Linked DNA regions of Homo sapiens: region 1 is linked to region 2. A link is an interaction called in ENCODE POLR2A ChIA-PET data of the cell type or tissue named here. Cell type or tissue: IMR-90. All regions are shown on one strand. Each heading gives the region's core, and the rest is flanking DNA. Links, peaks and the distances in the headings are about the cores only. Region 1 has its middle 6.8 kb from the start of LINC02989. Region 2 overlaps MICAL2 (microtubule associated monooxygenase, calponin and LIM domain containing 2).

What was found. Peaks named below come from ENCODE experiments on the same cell type or tissue, not always from the same donor. Only the 100,000 strongest peaks of a DNase experiment are listed, where the experiment ranks them.
Region 1: POLR2A ChIA-PET joins it to region 2 with 5 read pairs; 10 of 35 experiments call an interaction of 5 or more read pairs at or near these places.

The regions. Positions count from the first base shown.
Region 1 is chr11:12,077,361-12,082,736 of GRCh38, reverse strand. No RefSeq gene overlaps it. Among named protein-coding and RNA genes, the nearest start is that of LINC02989, 6.8 kb to the left of the region's middle. In IMR-90, for the core only: no CTCF peak of the experiment used is centred there; DNase peaks (open chromatin) are centred at 2,446 and 4,646; H3K27ac peaks cover 1,611 bases.
Region 2 is chr11:12,148,513-12,153,888 of GRCh38, reverse strand. The region is part of intron 2 of MICAL2 (microtubule associated monooxygenase, calponin and LIM domain containing 2); the gene reads right to left. Among named protein-coding and RNA genes, the nearest start is that of MIR6124, 12 kb to the left of the region's middle. In IMR-90, for the core only: no CTCF peak of the experiment used is centred there; DNase peaks (open chromatin) are centred at 2,818 and 3,798; H3K27ac peaks cover 1,634 bases.

The sequences.
Region 1 (5,376 bases), core at 304-5,303, 71 kb after region 2:
GATGACATGATTGTATATCTAGAAAACCCCATCGTCTCAGCCCAAAATTTCCTGAAGCTGATAGGCAAATTCAGCAGAGTCTCGGGATACAAAATCAATGTGCAAAAATCACAAGCATTCTTATACACCAATAACAGACAAACAGAGAGCCAAATCATGAGTGAACTCCCATTCACAATTGCTTCAAAGAGAATAAAATACCTAGGAATCCAACTTACAAGGGATGTGAAGGACCTCTTCAAGGAGAACTACAAACCACTGCTCAATGAAATAAAAGAGGATACAAACAAATGGAAGAACATTCCACGCTCATGGATAGGAAGAATCAATATCGTGAAAATGGCCATACTGCCCAAGGTAATTTATAGATTCAATGCCATCCCATCAAGCTACCAATGACTTTCTTCACAGAATTGGAAAAAACTACTTTAAAGTTCATATGGAACCAAAAAACAGCCCGCATTGCCAAGTCAATCCTAAGCCAAAAGAACAAAGCTGGAGGCATCACACTACCTGACTTCAAACTATACTACAAGGCTACAGTAACCAAAACAGCATGGTACTGGTACCAAAACAGAGATATAGACCAATGGAACAGAACAGAGCCCTCAGAAGTAATGCCGCATATCTACAACTATCTGATCTTTGACAAACCTGACAAAAACAAGCAATGGGGAAAGGATTCCCTATTTAATAAATGGTGCTGGGAAAACTGGCTAGCCATATGCAGAAAGCTGAACCTGGATCCCTTCCTTACACCTTATACAAAAATTAATTCAAGATAGATTAAAGACTTTAATGTTAGACCTAAAACCATAAAAACCCTAGAAGAAAACCTAGGCAATACCATTCAGGACATAGGCATGGGCAAGGACTTCATGTCTAAAACACCAAAAACAATGGCAACAAAAGCCAAAATTGACAAATGGGATCTAATTAAACTCAAGAGCTTCTGCACAGCAAAAGAAACTACCATCAGAGTGAACAGGCAACCTACAGAATGGGAGAAAATGTTTGCAATCTACTCATCTGACAAAGGGCTAATATCCAGAATCTACAATGAACTCAAACAAATTTACAAGAAAAAAACAAACAACCCCATCAAAAAGTGGGTGAAGGATATGAACAGGCACTTCTCAAAAGAAGACATTTATGCAGCCAAAAGACACATGAAAAAATGCTCATCATCACTGGCCATCAGAGAAATGGAAATCAAAACCACAATGAGATACCATCTCACACCATTTAGAATGGCAATCATTAAAAAGTCAGGAAACAACAGGTGCTGGCAAGGATGTGGAGAAATAGTAACACTTTTATACTGTTGGTGGGACGGTAAACTAGTTCAACCATTGTGGAAGTCAGTGTGGCAATTCCTCAGGGATCTAGAACTAGAAATACCATTTGACCCAGCCATCCCATTACTGGGTATATACCCAAAGGATTATAAATCATGCTGCTATAAAGACACATGCACACGTATGTTTATTGTGGAACTATTCACAATAGCAAAGACTTGGAACCAACCCAAATATCCAAAAATGATAGACTGGATTAAGAAAATGTGGCACATATACACCATGGAATACTATGCAGCCATAAAAAATGATGAGTTCATGTCCTTTGCAGGGACATGGAGGAAGCTGGAAACCATCATTCTCAGCAAACTATCGCAAGGACAAAAAACCAAACAATGCATGTTCTTATTCATAGGTGGGAATTGAACAATGAGAACACATGGACACAGGAAGGGGAACATCACACACCTGGGCCTGTTGTGGGGTGGGAGGAGTGGGGAGGGATAGCATTAGGAGATATACCTAATGTTAAATGACGAGTTAATGGGTGCAGCACACCAACATGGCACATGTATACATATGTAACTAACCTGCACGTTGTGCACATGTGTCCTAGAACTTAAAGTATAATTAAAAAAAAAGAAAGAAAAGAAAAGTAAAAACTAAGTGGCCCAAAGTCCCACTGATGAGACAAACTCCTTGGCATTAAAAAAAAAAAAAAAAAAAAAGATCTCATGCATGTTATTTATAGAGAAAGGTGTAAAATGAGAAAAAGCTAAATCCTCTTCCTTAGCCTCCCTTTCCACAGGGACCCACTAATCAGAGTTTCTTACTTTCTAGAAGATTATTTCTTTAGCCACCAGACCCAGAGCAAAGGAGGATTGGAGAATTGCTCTGTTAGAGGTCCCACCTGAATGGGGACAGACCCAAAACATTCCAGGCCCTCTGACCCCCTCCCAAGCATGCCTCCGTGCCCTGGCTCCAAGTGCAATCTTGCTAATGGACTTGGGCTGCCTCCCGCTGCCCCCCCGCAACTCACCACGGCACCGCCTCTTGGGGAAACTCACAGCAAAGGAATATTTACTGAATGAGAAAGCCCTAAAGGGAAGAATTTTCCCACTGATTACATGTCTGCTGCTTGAGAACATTTACTCTTATTTTTTCCAACAGTGATTCATCCAGGAATCATCAGAGACAGCCTGATGGGGATGATGACGTTTTTCCCTCCCAAGCTTTGATCAAGGTTATATAACTTTGTGCTGGTTTGTGCTTAGAAGCCTCATTTCCCCTTTGCCACTCACCCCCAAAACTTAGGGCAGAAGACCGTATAGTGCCTGGGGTTTACATTAGTACAAAATCACTTTCATTCAGGATAAAGTTCTGTATCCATAAACATGCCTTTACATGACACCGGGCATACACGACATGGGACCTGAAGAAAAGGACAAGGCACTGAATAATTTTTATTTATTTATTTCTTTATTTACTTATTCATCACGTATGTAGTGACTGAGAATTTGCCAATTACCAGGAACTGCCCTAGACGTTTAACACTTTTATGTGAGCCTTAAAAGATAGACGCGTTCATGTCCTTTGCCTACTTTTTAATGGGATTATTTTTTTGTTGTAAATTTGTTTAATTTCCTTGTAGATTCTAGATATTAGACCTTTTTTAGATGGATAGATTGCAAAATATTTCTCCCATTCTGTAGGTTGCCTTTTCACCTTGATGGTAGTTTCTTTTGCTTTCAGAAGCTCTTTAGTTTAATTAGATCCCATTTGTCAATTTTTGCTTTTGTTGCAATTGCTTTTCGCAATTTGGTCATGAAATTTTTGCCCGTGCCTATGTCCTGAATGGTATTGACATGAACAGACACTTCGCAAAAGAAGACATTCATGCGGTCAACAAACATTAAAAAAAAAAGCACAACATCACTGATCATTAGAGAAATGCAAACCAAAACCTCATTGAAATACCATCTCATGTCAGTCAGAATGGCAGTTATTAAAAAGTCAAGAAACAACAGATACTGGTGAGGCTGTGGAGAAATAGGAAGGCTTTTACACTGTTGGTGGGAATGTAAATTAGTTCAAACCTTGTGGAAGATGGTGTGGTGAGTCCTCAAAGATCTAGAACCAGAAATAACATTTGACCCAGCAATCCCTTTACTGGGTATATACCCAAAGGAATGTAAGTCATTCTGTTACAAAGATACGTGTACACATATGTTCACTGCAGCACTATTCACAATAGCAAAGACATAGAATCAATCTGAATGCCTATCAATGATAGACTGGATAAAGAAAATGTGGTACATATATACCATAGAATACTATGCAGCCATTAAAAGGAATGAGATCATGTCCTTTGCAGGGACATGGATGGAGTTGGAAGTCATTATTCTCAGCAAACTAACACAGGGACAGAAAACCAAACACCGCGTGTTCTCACTCATAAGTGGGAGATGAACAACGAGAACACGAGAACACAGGGAAGGGAACAAACACACCGGGACATTTTGGGGAGTGGGATGGGGGAGGGAGAACATTATGAAAAATAGCTAATGCATGCTGGGCTTAATACCTAGGTGAGGGGTTGATATGTGCAGCAAAACACCATGGCACATGTTTACCTATTGAACAAACCTGCAAGTCCTGTACATGTACCCCAGAACTTAAAAAAAAAAAAAAGATAACCATGTTTTCCGAGGCCAATAAGGGGAGAAAGGCAGCTCAGAAGTAAGGCACAGTGTGTGCAGAGGTGCAAATGTCTGAGAGGAAATGCAAATCACCCACTATGATTAGATTCTGGAGTAAGCGAGGGCCAGTGGCAAGCATGAAGCTGGAAAGGTAACTCGGGGCTGGATGATGCAGGGCTTTCAATCTCAAAATCATCAATGGGGACTTGACTTTATTTAATTAATTAATTTATTTATTTTTGAGACGGAGTTTTTCTCTTGCTGCCCAGGCTGGAGTGCAATGGCGCAATCTTGGCTCACTGCAGCTTCCTCCTCTCCCAGGTTCTTGTGACTCTTCTGCCTCAGCCTCCCAAGTAGCTGGGATTACAGGCACCTACCACCATGCCTCGCTAATTTTTTTATATTTTTAGTAGAGATGGGGTTTTGCCATGTTGGCCAGGCTGGTCTCGATCTCCTGGCCTCAGGTGATCTGCCCGCCTCTGTCTCCCAAAGTGTTGGAATTACAGGTGTGAGCCACAGCGCCCAGCTTGGGACTTTATTTTAAAGGCCTGTGGGAACCATTGAGGGTTTTGAATAGGAGAGCTGAATCACTCAGGGACCCAGCAGAAAGAGATGACACATTCAGATGAGGGTAATTTGAGGAGTCTTATGAAGAGACTATTTACTAAGGTTTGGGCAGTGTGTAGTACCACTACTAGGTGTAATGCTCTATGCAGAGCAAGTGATGTCAGGGCTACCGAGCAGGAAGAGATTCGGAAGGAGCAGTTGCTGAAGTCATGTGAAGGTCACTTTGGAAGAAGCTGTGGCCTTTGGTTGCAGTGAGGAAGCTAGGGCATAAATACCCCAACCTCACCCTCCCCACCATCTGACCCCCTGCAGGTTCCCTAACACTGGCCAAACCGAACAGAAGCCAGAGCCAAGGGAGGCCATTGTCATGGCCCATATGGGTCAGCCTCCCAGGGCAAAAAGCAGGATAGAGAAGGGCAGAGAGTGGATCAGAGGAGCAAATGAAAGATGTCCTGCATGAGTGGTGTGATCGGATGAGCTGTTCAGCAAGACCATCTGGGCAGAGTGGAGAATGAAAAAGGCAGAGGGAGGAGGACAGGAAGAAAGTTCAGGATCTGAATTAAGCATCATCATGGAAATGGGGAGGAAGAGAAGGATTCGAGGTAGAACAGAGACAAAGGAGGAGGGAGGCTGGATGGTGGCACCATTAACTAGCAGAGGGAGTCTCGAAGAGAAGGCACTGCTATTGGACAAAGAAATCACTCTTCCAGCCAGCAAAGGTTGCTATAGGTGGGAAGACAGATGGCTTCCCATGTCCCTATGCTGGGCAGAATCATAGCGGTTTCTACTGTCCTTCTCCTTCCACTTCTGTG
Region 2 (5,376 bases), core at 114-5,113:
ACTTCTGCATGTGACCTGAATCATCTTGATCCCACATTGGGTGCCCAGGAAAACTGTGAACTCTGAATCCCAATTTCTAGGAGGCCAGCCTATCTCAAAACTAACAGTGAGAGGTGACCACAATAAGCAAATTCATAGAGACATAAAGTAGAATGGTGGTTACCAGGATCTGGGGGAAGTGGGGAATGGAGAGTTATTATTAAATAGGTGCAGACTCGAGGTCAGGAGTTTGAGACCAGCCTGACCAATATGGTGAAACCCCATCTCTACCAAAAATACAAAAATTAGCTGGGTGTGGTGGCACGTGCCTGTAATTCCATCTACTGAGGAGGCTGAGGCAAGAGAATCGCTTGAACCTGGGAGGTGGAGGTTGCAGTCAGCCAAGATTGCACCACCGCACTCCAGCCTGGGTGACAGAGCAAGACTCCGTCTCAGAAAAAAATAGGTGCCAACTTTCAGTTTATTCTGTGGAAGGATGGTAGTGATGGTTGCATAACAACATGAATGTACTTAATACCATTAAATCTTACAATTAAAAATAGTTAAAATGGGCCAGCCACAGTGGCTCATGCCTGTAATTCCTGCTCTTTGGGAGGCCAAGGTGGGAGGATTGCTTGAGTCCAAGAGTTCAAGACCAGCCTGGGCAACGCAGTGAGACTCTGTCTCTACAAAAAAACAAAGAAAAATTAGCCGGGTGTGGTGGGGTGCGTCTGTGGTCCCACTTGTGGTACTTGGGGAACTGAGGTGGGAGGATTGCTTGGGCCCAGGAGGTCGAGGCTGCTGTAAGCCATGATCATGCCACTGCACTCCAGCCTGGGTGACTAGAACAAGAGCCTGCCTCAAAACAAACAAACAAAAAAAAGGTTAAAATGATAAATTGTATGTTATGTAAATTTTACCACAAAAACAATAATAAAATGCAAACAAAAAAAAAAACCCTACCACCACTACCACCATCACCACCTTCTATAAGTGGGAGCTGCCCAAGGCCAGGGAATAGAATCTGTGGTCTAATTAATAATCTTGCTAACTTTCTGAAATACTTTTGAGTTAAAATACAATAAACAAAATAAATCATTAGGTCAATGAAAGACATTTGCTGTTTTTTATTGGTTCAATGAAATATTTTTTACCTCTTTTTAAAAAGTCATCTAGGCTTCTCTCATTCTTTCCAAATCTCATTTGACCGCAGGAAGCCCACCAAAGCTCAGCCTTGCCAAGTTCCCCATTTTTATCTCCTATTCTGTCTTCCCCAGACTCTCACCACAGGTACACTCCTCCCCCACCACTCTGCACCTGTGAAATATTCTTCAACACCCCAGGGAAGGTTGGGCACCAGTTCCCTGGTCTTAGCTCTCAGGGCCTACCATACATCGCCCTACCCAGGAAGAACACTCAGACCCTGTGTTCCAACAATTCCTATACAGAGTGGGTGGTGCCCTAAATAAGCATACCCATATTGCTCCCACACAAAGTAGATGGGGCCACAGGCACACAAGCACTACTGTCTTGCACACCACATCAGGATGTAGTCTTTGGTCTAGACCTTTGATTCTTTTTATTCTTTTTTTTTTTTTTTTTTTTTTTTTTTGAGACAGAGTCTTGCTTTGTTGCCAAAGCTAGAGTGCAGTGGTGCAATCTTGGCTTACTGCAACCTCCACCTCCTGGGTTCAAGCGATTCTCCTGCCTCAGCCTCCCAAGTAGCTGGGATTACAGGTGCCTCCCACCAGGCCCAGCTGATTTTTTTTTTTTTTTGTATTTTTAGTAGAGACGGGGTTTCACCATGTTGGCCAGGGTGGTCTCAAACTCCTGGCCTCAAGTGATCCACCCTCCTCGGCCTCCCAAAGTGCTGGAATTACAGGCATGAGCCACCAAGCCCAGCTAAGACCTTTGATTCTTAATACTCTCCTGCCCTTCTTTCATCAAACTCCAAAATGCTAGGATCTATAGATCAAATGAGAACAGCATCCAATCCACCAGTGAAAGCTAAGCTGAGAGGTGTCTTTGGAGCCTTGGTGGGTGTTGTGGAGATGAGCTAGCTCACCACCAGCTGGACCGCTCCTTCCTCCTGGACCCTTGCTAGCAGCTGTGAGTCCAGGTGACCAGGTTCTAAGTCATGGAATCCAAGCAGGAGTGGCGCATGCCACTTCTAAGACCGACCCATAAGAATCCCCCATAGTGGTTTTTGGTGCCTTTTCTACTTCTGCCAGGGCACAAAGACCTTGGAAACTGTGTGTTGAAGTTGGTGAGCCACAAGAAGGAAGGGACCCAGTCCCCTGGATGCCTGCATGGGGGAAAGCCCTCTTTGACCAGAACACATGTTTTGGACTTTACATATGTGAGCTATAAATATGCAGTATGCGAAGTCACTGAGAACTGGGAACTTATCTCTTAGGCAGGAGGCATTACCCTAGCTAATACAGTAGGTATTAGGAGTGGGTATGTCAAATTTGGCCTGGATCAGAAGGCATTCCTTCCCAATGTGAAGGTCAACCACATGGGAATTAAGATGTCTCTTACCCGACTGTTGCAGGCCAACTTCCAATAACAACCGGGTCCGTCATTTTACATTTTACCTTCTATTAGTACCTTAGTGTTCTGCAAAAGTTGCCTGACCCCCAGAAATAAGCCTGCCCACCCCTCTACGTAGGCACTCACACATGTGCAACCTATCTTGAAAAAGACATCCTTTCCCTATTTGCAAATAGCATAAGACAGGAGACTAGAACAGATAAGCTAGTTCATTTCCTTGGTTTCAGAAACACCCCCAGGCACTCAGCTCTTGAGTCCCTGGAAGCCAATGTGATGTGGTAGAAAGAACATGGGCTTCTGAGTCACTAAGTACTCCTTTGAGCAAGTCATAAACAACATAGGGTTCCTGTGAAAATTAAACGGAGGGGCCTCTCACAGCGCTGAGCCCACAGATGAGCTCAATAAGCGTCAGTTCCCGGGAAGCTGCGTGGGGATAACTCCTACCACCTCAAGCTCTAGGTAGCCCAAACCAAACCGAGGCAGAAATGGATACATTTTCACATAAAAGTTGAGGGTAGCTCATCCTCGCCTTAACCAACTCTCTGCTATGGTAAGACGACTAAAAACAGATTTTCCACCAAGTCTCTGCCCGGCACCCTCTTAAAGGCACTCTCCAGGGGAACCTTTGTATCTAAATGGCACTGCGTCTTGCTGAAATTAGGCCTTTGGGACTTGATGCCAGTACAGTAATTAGTCTGGAGGATATAGAGGGATGCTGGGGAAGAGGCATCAAAGTCACAGCCAAGTGAACTTGAAAAGGATTTCTCTATGCCTATTCACTGTGTGCATGGTACCACACCTGGAGCCCAGGACGACTGCAGAGCCGCCCCACCCAGAGCAGCTCGCAACCCAGCTATATCTGATGGAGTCTGTCCCCCAAAGATCCCCTATGTTTTGTGTGCATTTTTTGTTTTTGTTTGTTTTTTTTTTCAGACAGGATCTCACTCTGTTGCCCAGGTTGGAGAGCAGTGGTACGGTCACGGCTCACTGCAGCCTTGACCTCCTGGGCCAATCTCCCTGTTCTGAAGAACTGTACCATTTGACCTCATTTTTCTCAAACACGCTTAGAAAAAGTTCAGTGCTCAACAAAAGTTTATTTTTGTTTCTCTGATTTGTGAATTTATCAATATGAAGTCATTCCCCAAAATGCGCACAAATCCAACCACAGTTAGATCTATATTTGCTTTTATGGGAGAAAACAAATAGCACTCTTCTTTCTTCCCCTCACAGCCTAGGTTTCCAAATGAATAGTCCAGCCTTGCAATGTGCACTTCCTCACCTCCCACTCATCCATCAAACCACCACAATCTGTTTTCTCCTCACAGGCCACCCGGTGCATCAAACCAACGTCACCACCAACTGCTGCTAAATGCAACCGCCACTTATGGGGCCTTATCTTGAGGCCCCATAGAGAGGGCAGACCCCTCTCTACTTGCCCCTGAAAATGAAGGTTCTGGTCTTCACTGTCATGGACCGTAACACTCCTACAGTTCAACCAGTATCTGTGTCCTCATGACTCCCCAGGCTGTACTTGCACCACACAGCTCCCTGCTGCATTTCAGGCCCTTGTGTCACCAACAGTTGGACATTCTCCTCTCACTATCTTATAGAGACCTCACGTGTGGCCAATTTCCCTTGCAACCCCACCTGTTCCTTCTCCTGCAGCCCCAACCTCAGTGAGCAGCACCATCGTGACTCTGCAGCCAAATCCTTCGAGTCAAATTTCTCTGCCCCTTTTCCCTCATCTTGCAGAGCCAGCCAGTCACCAAGTCCTGCCTCTTCAGCAGCCCTATTTACTGCCTCCCATCCTTCCTAGGAGGGTCAGGTCTCCACCTGCTGTCACCTGGAACTCTCAAAATCTCGTAAAAACATTTCCTGCCTCCAGATTCACCTCCCTCCAATCCACCAGCCTAGTCCTCAAACTGTTGCCAGAGAGATCTTTATTTCAAAAATGTGCACTTAGTCAGGTTCCATTGCTGTTCAAAATCCTTCAACAGCTCCCTGACAATCTGCAGGGTGAAGTCCAAACATCTTAATGGAGCAAAACAAAAACTACCTTCGTGATCCAGCCCTAGCTCGCCCCTCCAGCCTCTACTCTCATCACTTCCCCGCCCCCTCATACTCTAGACTCAGGAACCATTTGTAATTTCCCGATAAACTCCACTCCGACACACTTCCACCCACATGCCTTTGCTGATGCTGATCCCTCTGTCTGGAATGCCTATCTGGACTCTGTTTACCTTGTGAAAGCCCAGTGGTCTTTAGGGCTGAAACATCAAAGGCAGCAGAGTGTCACAGGTCCCAGTTTGGACTCTGGAGTCAGGCAGACTGGTCACCAAACCCAACCCACCATTTACTAGGTGTGTGAGCCTGGAGGAGTTGCCTAACCTCTTTGAACCTCAGTTTCTTCATCCATAAAATGGGTATAATAACAGTCCTGACCCCTTGGGTGACTTCAGGATGAAACACAGTGACGCCTGGCTGGGCTGCATCCTTAGCTGCACTGTTCTTCTTTGAAGCATAATTTGCCCTCCCTGGGCCCCCTTTTCTACACTGTACTCTGGGGAAGTTTGTATGATGGTTTTGCACATACCCTTGCATTGATCTACTTGTGGCCCCTCCTACCTCACCTGACTGTGCGTTCTGAAGCTGAAGGCTGCAAGCCCCGGGGCCTGGTGCCCATGCCTCTGACAATGGTGGGTGCTCAATAACCACCACTGGTAGATACAATCAAATCAAGAGTATCGCACACAATTCAGGGTGTGTAGTGGCTAGAGTGTGGCTGCCCTTTGTCAACAACCCTGCCACTTCATCCAGGACCTGGCCAGCTCTGACCTGAGCTAC